2 separate regions of the Homo sapiens genome follow, and region 1 is linked to region 2. The links are chromatin loops, found by intact Hi-C in ENCODE. Cell type or tissue: PC-3. All regions are shown on one strand.

Region 1 (8,000 bases), 55 kb before region 2:
AGTCAGCTGAGATCGCGCCACTGCACTCCAGCCTGGGTTACTGAGCAAGACTCCGTCTCAAAAAAAAAAAGAAAAAGAAAGTCAGAGTGAGGCATGGATCATCTTCTAGATCTTCAGTTGGGTGGTAGAGTCCAGGTTTTCATTTTACCATTTTATATAAGGGTAGCATCCTCATGGGTGGGGTATACTGTGATGCTTAGGTGTGTGGACGCTGAGTCTGAATCCTAGTTTGCCACTCATTAGAGTCTTACACATGCAACTTAACCTCTCAGTGCCTCAGTTTCCTCATCTGTAAAACAGGTGTTGATGGCAACAGTACCTACCTCGTAGAGTTATTAGGAGGAAGTGCTTGAAACCGAGCCTGTGAGTTACATGTTATTAAATATATAGCCACCATTATACAATAAAATTGATTGAGTCGGGAGAGGAGACTCATCTGTGCTCCTTCATTAACTCAACACTGATTATGTATCTGCTCTCATCGGGCATAGGTGCTCACATGCCAGGAGAAATAAGCTGGTGATTTATGTGGCACAGCACCATCGATCGACCTACAAAGGAAGCTTCAGTGCAGCCGTGTTGCTATACAGACCTCTCTCACCAAGGCGTCATGAACTGAAGGGCTGGGAGAGGCCTCGTGGAGGAGGAAGAGTTTCGCTCAGCTGCTTGGGTGTGGGACTGAATGTGGTTCCAGAACTGGTCGCTGCCTTCACCCGCTGACTCTGGTCTCGGCGATGACAGTGAGTTCCTTCTTGGCGCCTTCAATGGGAGGGATTGTCGTGCACTTGGGGAGGAGTTGGCTGTGGAGTTCAATCATTAATTTGCCACAATTAAACCAGAGACTTCTGTCTCCAGCAGCAGATAAGCAAGCAGAGAGCTAACAACGAGGAAGGGCGGGGCGGTCTGACAAACCGGTTGTGAAGGGCAGGCTAGGCTGATTGAGAGCTGATAGGGGACTGTCATTGCTTTATTGTGGCAATAACGCCGTCAGGCATCTGGGGAATTAGGAGGGAAAGCCTCAGCTGGCATTGGCTGCAGGCACAAAGGGGGAAAACCCCAGCCAGACTTTTTCAGTCTGCTGGGCCACCAGAAAATGTTTTGGGGTCCCCGAGGTACGTGTGAGGCTGAGAGTTGGTGATCAGCTCCCCCGGTTCCTTCCTGGCTGGGCTACATGAACCGGGGACAGCTGGAGTGTTGAGTTTTGACATTCCCAAAGACAAGCAGCTAAAGTCAAGAGGACTGTGTCACACAGAGATGGTGATCAGGGGAATGGAGTCCCTCGGAGGCAGGGAAGGAGGCAGGCAGCCTTAGGTTAGACTCCAGGAAGAACTGTCTCCTGAAGCAGTGATAATTGGAACAGGCAACATCTGTGTGCTTGCTCTGTGCCCAGTGCTAGGTGCTTTCCATGAATTCACTAATTCCTGAAACCCACAGGTAGGTCCTTTTATTGCCCCTCTACAGAGACGAGAAAAACTGGGTCTTGCTGAAATTAAACATCTTGCCCAAGGTAACGTAGCTCCGAAGTAGCAGAGACAGGAATTGAAATTGCAGAGCTTCCTCTCGAAGCCTCTAGATGCTAGCCTACGTCTTCAAAGATGCCCATCAATCAGAGATGTAGGACAGTCTTATCTCTGGAATCTTCCTTGGTCTTCTTGTTCTGGCATTGATCAGCTGGTGTGTCATACACACACACACAGGCACACACGTACACACACACATTATATATATGCATACATGCCATGCATACACATCACATACAGGTACAAGCACACGCATATGCACAAACATTGCACATCACACACATCTACACACACATTACATACATGCACATGCACATCACATACACGCACACACTACAGATATAATCCCTCCCCAACTCCTCCACAGCCCCCCACCACAAACCTTTAAGGTACTGACATGACTGTAACAGAGTCATTGACCCTCAGTGGATTCTCCACCCCTGGACAACTGTGGAAAGACCAGTGGCATTCCTGGGAGTACTTTGACGGTTGTACAGGGCCCAGCAACTCTTGGCTGCCACAGCCCCCTGAAAAACAATGGCCTTGAAGTTGTCCACCCTCACTGCGCTGGGCTACACTCATTGGGTCATGCTTCATTTTTGCAGAAGGCCCTTCTGTGAGTACTTTAAATTCCTGAAAAAGCTCATTACATTTTGCCATGGTCCTGAGATGGTGACTGGGGACTGTCCCTGCTCTCATTGACTTGACTGAATTGAGGTCCAGATTAAGCCATAAAACAAAACCCAAAATGCAACCTCCCAAGCCCCCAACATGCCAAGACTGGCAGAAATTCTGAGACCAGGTAAAAGATGCTGCGCCCCCTCAAGTCTGTTCAATGATCAGGCGGGGACTAGGGAATGCTGGTTTGACTGGTGGGCTCCTCCCCTGCCTTCTCTGTTGGGGGTCGTGTTTGCTTTGTGTTCTTGGCCACAGGGTTAGCAGGAAGGAGATCACCAATGCATCGTTGCATGTGCTGTTCTTTGATTTTTCTCCATTCTTCACCCTGGAAGAAGGAGTGAATTTATGGACCTGTTATGGACTGACAGATGCCCTCTGCAGAATTAGAGGCAGCCTGGGATGGAGGTTGGGTTCTGAGACTTACATCTTGAGCAGGATTTCTCAGTCTCAGCACTGTGACATTTGAGGCTGGATCATTCTTTATTATTATTATTATTTTGAGACAGAGTCTTGCTCTGTTTCCCAGGCTGGAGTGCAATGGCTGGATCATGGCTCACTGCGACCTCCACCTCCTGGGTTCAAGCGATTCTCCTGTCTCCACCTCCCGAGTACCCGGGATTACAGGCGCCTGGCACCACACCCGGCTAATTTTGTAATTTTAGTAGAGATGGGGTTTCACCATGTTGATCAGGCGGGTCTTGAACTCCTGACTTCAGGTGATCCAGGTGATCCACCCATCTCGGCCTCCCAAAGTGCTGGGATTACAGGCATGAGCCACCACACCCGGCCTGGATCATTCTTTATTACAGGGTTTTGTCCTGTGCCTTGTAGCGTGGTGAGTAGCATCCTGGCCTCTACCAACTAAATGCCAGTACCACCCTGGCTTCCCAGTTGTGACCATGAAAAACCTCTCCAGACGTTGCCCAGTGTCTCCAGAGTAGGGGGAGGGGCAAAAGTGTGTGGGTTGAGGAGCACTCATAGAGACGACTTCAAAGTTTTGGAGCACGACTGACTTCCTGCCAACAGTCACTCTGCCCCTCAGTCCCTTTGCTTCTCTCTCCATCCTTGCCCTTCCCATCTGTTCAATGGGCACTTCGATGGCCATGAACTAAACCATTTACTCTGTGAGTCAGGAGGAAAGCAAAACCCCAGCCACATCTCACGCTGGAGAAACAGGACTTTCTTTCCTTTCCCCTCAAAGTTCTAGTTTTCCGCAAGGTCCCCAGATGGCCAGCTGAGAGCCTCTCGTCCACTCTGCAGGCGGGGACAAGCAAGCAACACAAACACCCTCTGTCCTTCCTCCAAAGGGAGAAAAGAGTTTTCCTCCCTCCCTCCATCCTTCCCCTCCCCTTTCAGAAACTCTTGGGTTGTGTTCACCGCCACCCCCGCCCCCGCAACCCGGCCCCACTCAGTCCGCTTACACTGCCGACCCCTCCCCAGCCATTCCCCGTTCACTTCCCTCCCCTTCCCCTGGTACACCTGACTTATTTATTTATTTATGGCTGGAGTATTTGAGCTCAGGGTTAGTTCGAGTCTATTAAGTTTGCTCCTTTTCCTGCCTGGGAACCCGGGTAATGAGTAACCATAGCGTGCTTTGGGCAGCTGTCTCCGACAAACCGAGAGACGCCGTGGGAGCCGCATAAGGGAGCGTTTGTTCTGTGCCTTCTCAATAGTTCCTTGTGCAGGAGGCAGGGTGATGGGAGGGAGGGAGGGAGAAGGGAAGAAAGAGACAGACACTAAATCACTGCACTTTTGACAATTCCTCTCTTCTCTCCCACCACCCATCCTCCCCCACCTACACCGATCAGATCTTTGTGGTGGACTTAAGACTTTAAGACTTTTGTTGCTGTTTCCATGAGCCTGGGGAGAGGCTCCTGTGTACCTCGTGGGGGTACTTTTGGGTGAGTTGCAGACTATATGGGGCCTGAGGGCTGATTTTTAACATGGGGATGGTTTAGGTGTCCTGGATCTCTCCCACTGTGTGTGTAAATTAACACAATGCCTATTGTTCCCTAGTTCATTTAATGATCCAATAAATCTCTAGGTATCTATTCCCAACCTTGTGGCCTAGATATGCTATAAAGCTGTTTGAAAAGTGCTTTCATAAAGCAGTCCAAGTGTATTACGGGATTAGTCATATGCCCCACAATCAACATGGGACTCGTTAGGGCCTTCCTTGATTTGTATCATTATGTAGACAAGAGAGACAGGCCAAGAAATATATTGTACATACGGCTTTTGGAAAATATCCTAAGTGATAGCCACATTCATTCATTCACTGCATGGGGATTTAGCATCCACTATGTGCCAGCTGTTTGGCTAGGTCTCAGGGGCAACTACGGAAATGAACAGGGCATGACTCTGGCTCTCAAATTTGCAATGGGGTAAGGAAAATAAGAAAGAACCCATGTCCCCGAATTACGGTAATATAAGTTAAGCTGGAATATGTGCCATAAGAAAGGTACAAGCAGAATATCTAGAGAGAGGGGAGGAGGGAAGATGAAAATATTTTGGGAGCATGAAAGAAAGCTTGGCTTCAGGAGAAAAAGATGAAGGGCAGCCCCTCCTCCAGGCAAAGGAAAGGTTTTAGCCAAGAAATGAAGGCAGGCAAGCATGGGGCATATTTGGGGAACAAGGAAGGGCTGGGTTGGTTGAGACATGGGCAGATGAATCACCATCCATGCTGTGTTTTAGACAGATTAATCAGGCTGTGGTGTGTAGGGTACATTTAAAGGGGAAGAGATTAGAGATGACAGTTAGAAGTAGATGCCACCGGTCTAGTTGGAAGAAAATGAGAAAAGACAGGATGGGTAAGATGGTGGAGTGTAGGATTGTGGAGGGAGGGGGTAGCAACTGACCACATGTCGAAGAGGGCACAGTGGAGGTAGCCCTGAGGCTTTAAGCCTGGGTGGCCAGGAAGAGAAATCTGGAAAAATAGCATGACACATCATCAGGAGGTCCAAGAATGGTTCAGAACTGAGTAGCAGGATCAGTGGTCTGGTTTGGATGTGCTAGATCTGAGAGGCACCGAGGGACAGATGTCTGAAAGCCAAGTGGCAACAGAGGTCTAGAGCTGGGGGGGATGTCAGGGGCGCTGTCTCTCCCTAGCATCCCCCTCTAACGCTGGCACGAGAGTGGAAACTCACCCTTGAAACGTGAGCTGGATCTCCTTCCTTTGCCCATCCAGATCTTGTCTCCATTTCACCCCTGATCTGTGCCCCAAGAGCTGCCCTTGTAGGGATTGCATCAGCAGGCTCCCTTGGCCACTGGATTCCAGCTGAGTTCAGCAAGTGGAGCGAATAGCAGAAGATTAGAGGGTGGAAGGAAAGTAGCCTCAGTTTCTGGCAGGCTGTCCTTTCTCCGCAGCTGCTGTCTCTGGGTTCTGGAAACATTCTGCTCTCCTTGCCCCGTCTGACTTCAGAGGGTGGGGGTCATGCCTTCCCACCACTGCTGGCCCCATGAACCTGCACTCTCCCTTGTTGGTTCCTTGAACTCTGCCCATCCCATAATACATCATCTCTGTCTTAAGCTCTTTTCAGTCCCCCAAAGTGGTTGTGCTGTTTGTATCCTGTTAGGACCCTGATTCATCCAAAAACTGGAGTCAAAAGTCACACAGGGCCGGGCACGGTGGCTCACGCCTGTAATCCCAGCCCTTTGGGAGGCCAAGGTAGGCAGATCACTTGAGGTCAGGAGTTCGAGACCAGCCTGGCCAACATGTTGAAACCTCAGCTCTACTAAAAATACACAAATTAGCTGGACGTGGTGGTGCATGCCTGTAGTCCCAGCTACTCAGGAGGCTGAGGCAGGAGAGTTGCTTCATCCTGGGAGGTGGAGGTTGCAGTTAGCCCAATCACGCCACTGCACTCCAGCCTGGGCAACAGAGTAAGACTCTGTCTCCAAAAAAAAAGACACACAGAACAAATCCTTTTTCTCTTCTTTTATGCATGGTATTTCTGCTCAAACAGAGGCCTTATAATAATGGAATGGACAAATAATTATTACAATTGAGAAAAGTTTCATCAACTGAAGCAGTTTGCAAATTTTCTAGGTTTCTTCTATCATTCAGATTATTAATGTACCAGTTGTTGATCTCTTTCTCTTTAACATTTCTGGAGTTTTCTCTGTCATCCTTTGTCGGCTTCTGACTTCCCCAGGGGACTTCACATCTTTCTTTTAGTGCTGAGGTGAGTTGCTCCAACTGAAGCTCCTCTTTTTGAGCGGCTTCCACCTTCGTTCCTCTGGCAGTGCAGAAGCAGGCCGTTTGCCCTGGTGAGCTACCTCCAATTGAACCATCATCATCTGAGCATCAGAGAATTCTGAGCAGGAAAATTGAGACTTGTTCCAATTTATTGAGACTTCTTCCAAAACTTAGGAAAATGTTTAGCCGGAAGATAGTCTGTAAGTATCTGTCTGTTTTAAAATACAGGCATGCACACCATGCCATGATAGCTTTCCCGTCTCAGTAGTTGCTGTGACTGTCTTTGTGTTTTGTTTTGTTTTGTTTTGTTTTGTTTTGAGACAGAGTCTTGCTCAGTTGCCCAGGCTGGAGTGCAGTGGCGTGATCTCGGCTCACTGCAAGCTCCGCCTCCCAGGTTCACGCCATTCTCCTGCCTCAGCCTCCTGAGTAGCTGGGACTACAGGGACCCGCTACCATGCCCAGCTAATTTTTTTTTTTTTATTTTTAGTAGAGATGGGGTTTCACCATGTTAGCCAGGATGGTCTCGATCTCCCGACCTCATGATCCACCCGCCTCAGCCTCCCAAAGTGCTGGGATTACAGGCGTGAGCCACCGCGCCCGGTCATGTTTTGTTTTTTGAGACTGAGTTTCACACTTGTCGGCCAGGCTGGAGTGCAATGGGGTGATCTCAGCTCGCTGCAACCTCTGCCTCCTGGGTTCAAGCAATTCTCCTGCCTCAGCCTCCCAAGTAGCTGGGATTACAGTCACCTGCCACCATGCCCAGTTATTTTTGTATTTTTAGTAGAGACAGGGTTTCACTATGTTGGCCAGTCTGACCTCAGGTGATCCACCTGCCTCGGCCTCCCAAAGTGCTGGGATTACAGGCGTGGGCCACTGTGCCCGGCCAGCTGTGACTGTCTTTATCATGACCTCTTAATGCATGGATTGGGAGCTGCAAGGAGTAGATCCCCAAGTGGGACTAGCATGGATCCCAAGGTATTTATTGGAAGGATTATGTCAAAACAAAGCAACAACAACAATCAAGAAAGAATGAAATATCAACCGGAAGGACAGAAAGAATATAGTCCATCTTCTGGGCATGTGTGGAATGAGTTTTCTCTGCACGGAGCTTTCTTCTCTCTCTTTACAGATCTGCTTTCTTCATTTGGGAGGAAACATGAGCACCCTCTTGCCCTTGACTTTTACATCTTGCAGCTTTCACTGAGGGCGAGCTTCCCTTATTCGGTTCTAGTCAGCCAAATCTCAAGGCAGGACTCTGATTGGATTAGCTAAAGTCAGATGCCCATCCTTGGACCCGTCAACTGTAGCCAAGGGGAGGAAGAAGGCCATGCACCAACAGAGCTGCTCCTGCCAGAACCGTGGGACGAGGTGGGAAGCGTTGTTCTCAAAGGAGGAGCGGGTACCAGGCGGAATAATTTGCATTATAGGTATTCTAAAGCAGCAATTAGTTTTAGAAACAAACTTATCACATAAAGAGACTCTCAGCTCAACAAACACTATTTGATATATTCACAATTTAATAGAAGCTCTCAGTTCAATAAACAAATATATGAACTGAGTAACTGCAGTGTTGATGTAGGAACAAATCATTATTTTCTGATTGT
Region 2 (8,000 bases):
GGCTTTCCAGGCAGAAATCCCTGAATCCCCTGGTCTAAGTGCTGAGTAAGCACTCGACTCCCTGGGGCCCTGAATGATGGAAGAGAGGGAGACTATTAGGGCTGACGCCAGACAGAATGCACGCTCGCAGGTGGATCTGACTTTTTGTGTTTTGTGGTTTAAAAATGTGCTTGCCTTCTGTAATCCCAGCACTTTGGGAGGCCAAGGTGGGAGGATCACTTGAGGTCAGGAGTTCGAGACCAGCCTGGCCAACATGGTGAAACCCCGTCTCTACTGAAAATATGAAAAAATAGCCAGACGTGCATGCATGCTCATGTGCACACATATGCACACCCCCCACCTTGCCTTTTATAGAGCCATGAGGCAGCAGATTCAACCGAATACCATGTAGCATGAGCCACAGACGTGTATGGGAACATTTATGAACGCTTGCCTATAATCCCAGCTACTTGGGAGGCTGAGGCAGGAGAATCACTTGAACCCGGGAGGCAGAGGTTGCAATAAGTCGAGATCACACTATTGCGCTCCAGCCCGGGTGATGGAGTGAGACTCTGTCTCAAAATAAATAAATTAATAGGTGGGGCGTGGTGGCTCACACCTGTAATCCCAGCACTTTGGGAGGCCAAGGCGGGTGGATCACGAGGTCAGGAGTTCGAGACCAGCCTGGCCCAATATGATGAAACCCTCGTCTCTACTAAAAATACAAAAATCACCCGGACATGGTGGTGAGCGTCTGTAATCCCAGCTACTCAGGAGGTTGAGGCAGAAGAATCGCTTGAACCCAGGAGGCAGAGGTTGCAGTGAACCGAGATGGCGCCAACTGCACTCCAGCCTGGTGACAGAGCGAGACTCCGTCTCAAAAAAAAAACAAAACAAAAATAAATAATAAAAAAGCGTGTGCCTGCTCATTTTCAGTTCTCAGCACCCACATCTCTTACCTAGGTGAGTGCTTGGAGCTGAGGTTTGTTAACATAAGTCATAGAGGTTTCAGCTTTCCTTTATTAGCACTTTCATGCCCCTAAGGGGAGAAAAACCAATGGAAGGTAGCAGGCAGTGTGTGTGTGGGGGGCATTATTCAGCCATAGAAAGGACCAAAGCATGGACATGTGCTACCAACATGGAGGTACCTTGAAAACCTGAGGCTGAGAGGAGCCAGACACAAAAGGCCCCCTGTTGCACATCCCATTGCTATGAAATGTCCAGGATAGGCAAACCCACAGAGACAGGAAGGAGCTTAGTGGCTGGCAGGGGCTGGGCTGGGGTCAGGGAGTGGACAGTGGCTGATGAATGGGGTGGAGTTTCCTTTCAGAGGGGCTGATAGTGCTCTGGACCTAGATGGTGGTGATGCTTGCACGACACTGTGAATGTGCTGTCATCGTACACTTGAAACAGGTTAAAATGCCGAGTTGCGTGGTATGTGCATATTACCATAGTCAATAGAAATGGAAGGAAATGCAGTGGAGTCTTGCACTAGGGTTTGTCTCAGGAGAACGGGGAGAGTTGCATCTTCCTGGTTTTCTGCTGTTACCCAGCTCTCCACGCCCATTCCTGCCTGGCCCCGGGGTTGGATAAGAACCTTTCCTAAGTGGACAGAGTTCTTAGGGTCTCATTGCAGCTGGAAGCACCTTGGGCCATGTAGCTGTGCTCTGGCAGGTGCAGTAACTCCCCTCTCAGGGCCCACGAGAAGGGGCATCTGGCTTTGGGGGGCTGTCTATGGTGCGGTTGTCAGTGTACCTCGGCTGTCCCAGCTCAGGAGTTCTGGAAACTTCCCGGGCCACTCTAGCCATTCTGACTTTTGCAGGTTCTGGGCAACTTTGCCCTCTTGGATCCCTTCCTACTTAAAAAATATATTAAAAATGTCAAATATTATGATATATTAAAACATTTTTTTTACCTAAAAGCATGTGTTCTATTTTTTTTTCCCCTGATTTTAAAAGAAGTTAAAACATTTTCATGGGCCCTTCAGAGTATGGCGGGCGCTGGTTTGTGCCTCATGGATGGTCTGATGGGGACGTCAGCCTGGGGCTGTGTTGTCCTGGATCTGTGTGTCCCAAGAACCTCCTCCTGGTTGGTTCCATATTCATGGGCCTCCCTGACCTTCCTCCAAAACAGCTGCAGGGTGGCAGAATCTGCCCTGGTCACCGAGACTGAGCCCTTCAGTCTGAGATAAAAAGTCCCCAAAGAAGGGTTACAGCTCACCCCCAGGAGCTCAGCCCCATGAGCCCTCTCCCCACCACCATGCCCAGTGGGTCTCATGAAGACACCCATGCAAGTGGTCATGGGAAAGAGGACTCCCCCATACCTTGCTCCAGCACGGACCTTGCTCCAGCACCGGCCCTGCTCAGCCAGATTTTCAGAACGAGAGGGATATTCTCATCTGTGGCAAAGAATATTCTCTATATTCTGTATACATCATTTGAGACTTAAATGGGTTTCAACAGATCCATTCTTCTTGTAGATGTAGGAAAGTTTGACATATGATTGTTCTCTGCCAAATAGCCATGTTCGCGGGATTCCTTTTGATGGAAATTATTTATTAGGACAAAAAGGGAATAAGTGCAAAAAACTTGAGCAAGACTAGAAACAAAATAATTGATGGCTGCCTCTGTGGTGCCATTTTTGGATGATGGCTGTGTCTGGGGAGTCAGGCTGGGTGTCTGGGAGGGCCACACTCCCTGTGAGCTCCGGGACAGGTAGGTTGCCTGGAGGTTTCCTTTCTGGTGTCACCCTGTAAGCGTCTGTGGATTTGTGCAGGGTGCCTTGTCTCTCCCTTGCATTTTCCCGGTGGGTCTGGGGCAGGACACGGCTGGGGACAGGGGTAGAGGACTGGCCACTGTGGCCAGAATGAGGTGCAGGGAGGGACAGGCAGGTCCCTCATGGCCCATAGTGCCTCTAGGGGGTGCATAAATGCATATATATGTGCACATACACACGTGCATGCATACTCATGCGTACATATACACAGCCCCCCACCTTGCCTTTTACAGAGCCATGAAGCAGCAGATGCAACCGAATACTGTGCAGCATGAGCCACAGACGTTTACGGGAAGAACCGGCAGGAGGCGCCGGGAAACTAAAGGGCTCCAGCTCTCTGAGTGGTGGCTTTGCCATTGTGGCTGTGCGAGCTCAGCCTCCTGGAAACCCGCCCTGAGCTTGGTTAACAGCATTCACTCCAGGTTTAGCCCAGCTCCAGGTTATCGCAGGCAGGACTCCCGAGAACAGGTTCATGTTTGCTTTTTGGGAGGTGCTGCGCTAAAGTGGAAAACCACCCTGGGCCGAGTGGGACCTCCCCAGCTGGGCGGCTGTTAACCAGCCAGGATGTCTGACCCTGAGAAGTCACCGTGCACTCTTGGGACTCATTTTTCTCATCAGCAGGATGGGGTGATGGAGCTGGCCTTACTGGGTGCTGGGGATGATATAAAGAGGTGGCGTGTGCATGTCTGTGTGTCTGTGTGTGGGCGAACATGTTTGGTAAGTGATAGGCTCTGCACACGTGCACGGCACCATCATGGTTCCCTCCCTGCAGCACTTGGCACGCAGTGGGGGCTCAGAGCACAGGCCGACTGATGGCCTGGGGTTGCAGCCCTGCTCCGTGTGTCCCTGGGCACTTGCTTACTGACCACCCCACAGGTGAACACGGGCAGGTGGGTGTTTGGAGGTGTGAGGCTGAGGAGGGTCTGGATCTTGCAGCTCTTGCAGCCTGGATAGTTATGGGGTCTGGAGGGGGCTTTTATTGCGCCTGGTGCTTCCTGCTCAGGGCCAAGTCTGGGGCTGCCTGACTCTTGGGCTCTGGTGCCCTCTAGTGTTCAGGTTATATTATTGCAGGTGCAGGCCATGTACACATTTACCAGCAGCCTAACTGGGTCTCCCTTCTCTCACCCCAATCCGACATGGATGGAAATAGCTTTAGAAAACTCACATGTCTTTGGCAGACTATTGAACATACCTGGTCTATCGCCAAAAGGACTTAAGGCATTTAATTTAAAATGTTATTTTCATAAGTAAAGGAAATAAAGGCTGGGCGCGGTGGCTCATGGCTGTAATTCCAACACGTTGGGAGGCCCAGGTAGGAGGATCCCCTGAGCCCACAAGTTTGAGACCAGCCTGGGCAGCATAGTGAGGCCCTATCTTTTCAAAAAACAAATTAGCCGGCTTGATGGTCCCGGCTACTTCAGAGACTGAGCTGGGAGTTTGAAGCTACAGTGAGCTGCGATCACGCCACTGCACTCCGGCCTGGGTGACAGAACAAGACCCTGTATCTAAAAAAATAAAAATAAATAAAGGAAGGAAAAATAAGATAAAAGCCACGGGGAAAGCTGGGATAAAATATTCTGCTCTAATCCCTATATAATTGCTAGGGGTGGCAGGGCTATGGTCCGGTGTAGGCTAGTACTTTCTGGGTCAGCTCTATCAATTCTTATTAGGTGAAGTTATCCACGGGCTGCCACTGTGCAGAGAGATGCGTGGGCTCCCCAGGAATGCTCTGTGGTGGACGCATCCTCTTCCCACAGGAAATTCTGAGCTTCAAGGATCTTCTAGGTTCTTTCCCCGCCACTTTCTACTAAGGAGGCCTGTGACATAAATACAAAAGTGCAGGTCTGGGCTGGGTGCGCTGGCTCACGCCTGTAATCCCAGCACTTTGGGAGGCTGAGGTGGGAGGATCACCTGAGGTCAGGAGTTCGAGACCAGCCTGGCCAACATGGTGAAACCCTGTCTCTACTAAAAATACAAAAAATTAGCTGGGCGTGGCGACAGGCTCTGTAATCCCAGCTACTCGGGAGGCTGAGGGAGGAGAATCCCTTGGACCCGGGAGGTGGAGGTTGCAGTGAGCCGAGAGATCATGTCATTGCACTCCAGCCTGGGCAACGAGAGTGAAACTCTGTCTCAGAAAAACAAAAAACGAAAAACAGCAGGTCTGTAAAGGTCACTCTGAGGAAGGCCAGAACAGTGCAGTGGCTGCTGGGTTTGATGAACCGTACTCCTCAGAGCATCTAGGCCCGTGGTTTTTCAGCTGGAGCTCATCTGAGCCCCTGTGGGGGGCTGTTTAGGACACAGATGGCTGGTCCCACCCGCAATGTTCCTGATTCAGTTGCTCTGGTGCAGGGCCTGAGAACCTGCATTTCTTGTAAGCTCCCTGTTGATGCAGATGCTGCTGGTCAGGGGACCCTTGCTCTAGACTCCTGGGACTCCTGCTCTAGGACCCCTGCTTTCTGGAGCCCTGGTCTAGAAAGAACGGATTGAACCCTGGTTTTTCTCTCTCCCTCCATGAAGTGCGTGTTGGCAGTGGAGCTTTTGGTGACGATGAGCTGGCACAATGTGGGGAGTTCTGCTCTGCCAGCCCCCTGGAAGGCAGCTCTTCTGTACAGGTCGTAAAGGCTGGCACCTTCTAGGGAAAATCCGGGGACTCATGGGTGCCACCCTTTCCTGGGAGGCTCCATCACCCTCCTATGCTACAACATGACTGTTTCCAGAAAACACTTGAGTCTGTCTCATATAAACACTTGAGGGCCTACAGGAATAGCATGCTCTGCTGGAGTGTGCAAGTCCTCTGTCATTATAGGGCTGTCACATTTTAGCCTAGAGAAGGTTTTTAAGGCAGTAGATCCTGAACATTCACTTTGACCATTGGAAAAACCAAACTCTCAGGAACGGAGAGAGAAAACATTGCAGCTTTGCCCACATGACTTTCCTAGCGGATCCTTTGAGGTCTGGGTGCCCTCAAGTCCTCCCTAGGTAACAAGATGGCCCACTATGGTGGATTCTTGGAAACCAGTTAGAGGTGGAGAGCATCTCCCATGAATCGAGTCTGTAGTTTGGAGGAATCTCTAGTCTTTTCTTTCGTAGCCTGAGTAGATAGCAGGGCACCTGTTCATTAGGACCTCTTCTAGGCTTGTCATGGTAAGCCCGTGTTGTCTTCATATACAAGAATTGTATTCTGTTGAATACAGAGGACTGGGGGCAGGGTAAATACACTCCCTCAAGGGGTAGAAACAACAGCAAAAAGTGCCAGACATTGATGAGGCTCTGATTCAAGTGACTTTCAGCTATACATTTAAAAATCCAGTGGGCTTAGCCCTGCTCCTGTCTCTAGGCCCTAGGTGGGGAAAGTGAGGACCACAGCTAAGCCACCTGCCCAAGGTCACATAAATGGTAAGTAACAGAGCTGGGATTCAAACCCAGGTAGTAGGGATTACAGGCTGGAGCATCTGAGGTTTAAAAGGTGGGAGACCAGGACCCAGGTCTGTTACCCACACTGGAAATTGTTAGCATGCTTGTCAAGGCCTGTAGCCCCTGACTCCCCTAGGTGAATGTCAGGATCCCTCCCAGGAGTATGTGTGTGAGAGAGTGTATGTGAGTGTGTCTGAGTGTATGTGTGAGTGTGCATATCTGGTGTGTGTGTGTCTGTATGTCTGTGTATGAGTGTGTGGGTGTGTATCTTGGTGTATGAGTGTGTGTGCCTGGGTGTGTATATGAGTGTGAGTGTGCATAAGTGTGTGGGTGTGTGTATGATTGTGTATATCTGGGTTTCTGCCTGTGTGTGTATGAGTGTGTGTGTGCGCGTCTGAGTCTTGTGCGTCTCTGTGTGTCTGGGTGTATGAGTGTGTATATGTTGTGTGTGTCTGCGTTATGTGTGTCTGTGTTGTGTGCGTGTTTGGGCGTGTGTCTGAGTGTGTGTTGTGTGTCTCTGGGGAGGGGTGTGTGTGTGTGAGAATGTGTGTGGTGTGTGTGTGTCTGGGTGTGTGTGGTATGTGTGGGTGTGTGTGTGAGTGGGTGTGTGAGTGTGTGTGTGTTGTGTGCGTGCCTGGGGGTGTGGTCCTATGTAAAGAGCTCTGCCGGTTTCTGCCAAAGGCCGGCGAAGGCACAATCTGCATTGTTCCTAACAGATAGACCTCCAGAGTTATAACGGTGCTTGAGGGAAGTGGCTCGCTTCTGTCCTCACAAAAATCGTGGCCAGGGCAAAGGCATTAACTCCTTATAACCAGCTGTGCCCAGCAGGGAAGTCAGGCGAAGAGCAGCACCTGAGCTCAGGCAGCTCCTCTGGGCCCGCGGGCATCTCTCCTGGATATTGCTGGGGTCTGTCGCCACCTCGTGGTTATTCCGTGTATCGGCTTTCAAATGAAGCTCTCACTCCAGCATCTGGGACCATGGACCCATGGACAGAGACCCCTCCCGGAGGGTCTTGTGTCTTGCAGGGCACTGGGGCCTGATAGAAAGAGGTGGTCGCTCTCTACGGTTCCAGTCTCGGAGGGGCACAGTGGGGCGTGTGGGAAAGAACATGGGCTTTGGAGCCAGCGCCGGATCAGGTGCACACATGAATGTGACTGTCAAGCGACTGAAGCGCTCTCATTGCTGGTTTTCCATTCACGGGGAGGCTCCTGTTCATGGCGTTTTGTGAATTAGCGACAGTAAAGCACCTGGCACCGGGTAGCTGCTCTAATTCTAAAAATTAGGGGCAGGACGCAGCTGCCTATCGCCCGTAAACTGTATACAGCTTTGTGACATCATCCCATTGTATGACACAGGTTGCGTTATTGAAGATTTCCACACATTATCCACTTTCTGGAATACTTTTGGATTTACGGAAAAGTTTACAGAAAATACATTTACAGAAAATGAGTTCCTGGGCTGGGCGCGGTGGCTCACGCCTGTAATCCCAGCACTTTGGGAGGCCGAGGTGGGTGGATCACGAGGTCAGGAGTTCGAGACCAGCCTGGCCAACATGGTGAAACCCCTGTCTCTACTAAAAATACAAAAATTAGCTGGGCGTGGTGGTGGATGCCTGTAATCCCGGCTACTCAGGAGGCTGAGGCAGAGAATTGCTTGAACCCGGGAGGCAGAGGTTGCAGTGAGCCGAGATCGTGCCACTGCACTCCAGCCTGGGCGACAGAGCAAGACTCCGTCTCAAAATAATAATAATAATAATAGGAGTTCTGATATATCTCTCACCCAGTTTCTCTTGGTATTAACATCTTCATACTATGTTATATGCATACAACAAG

Evidence for each region. Peaks named below come from ENCODE experiments on the same cell type or tissue, not always from the same donor. Only the 100,000 strongest peaks of a DNase experiment are listed, where the experiment ranks them.
Region 1: a loop joins it to region 2, with 5 times the contacts of the local background. A loop is called at or near these places in 8 of 110 quality-filtered maps.

What each region holds. Positions count from the first base shown.
Region 1 is chr17:72,611,056-72,619,055 of GRCh38, reverse strand. LINC00511 (long intergenic non-protein coding RNA 511) reads left to right here. Exons shown (of 5, transcript NR_033876.1): 3 at 492-740. Among named protein-coding and RNA genes, the nearest start is that of LINC00673, 22 kb to the right of the region's middle. In PC-3, no CTCF peak of the experiment used is centred here; DNase peaks (open chromatin) are centred at 895, 3,815, 4,325 and 4,875; H3K4me3 peaks cover 1,900 bases; H3K27ac peaks cover 4,354 bases.
Region 2 is chr17:72,556,202-72,564,201 of GRCh38, reverse strand. All of the region lies in intron 1 of LINC00673 (long intergenic non-protein coding RNA 673), which reads left to right. Among named protein-coding and RNA genes, the nearest start is that of LINC00673, 33 kb to the left of the region's middle. RefSeq lists an enhancer at 6,923-7,423. In PC-3, CTCF peaks have their summits at 2,812, 3,012 (motif pointing right), 3,811 (motif pointing left), 7,113 (motif pointing left) and 1 weaker place; DNase peaks (open chromatin) are centred at 3,101, 3,791 and 7,051; H3K27ac peaks cover 1,734 bases.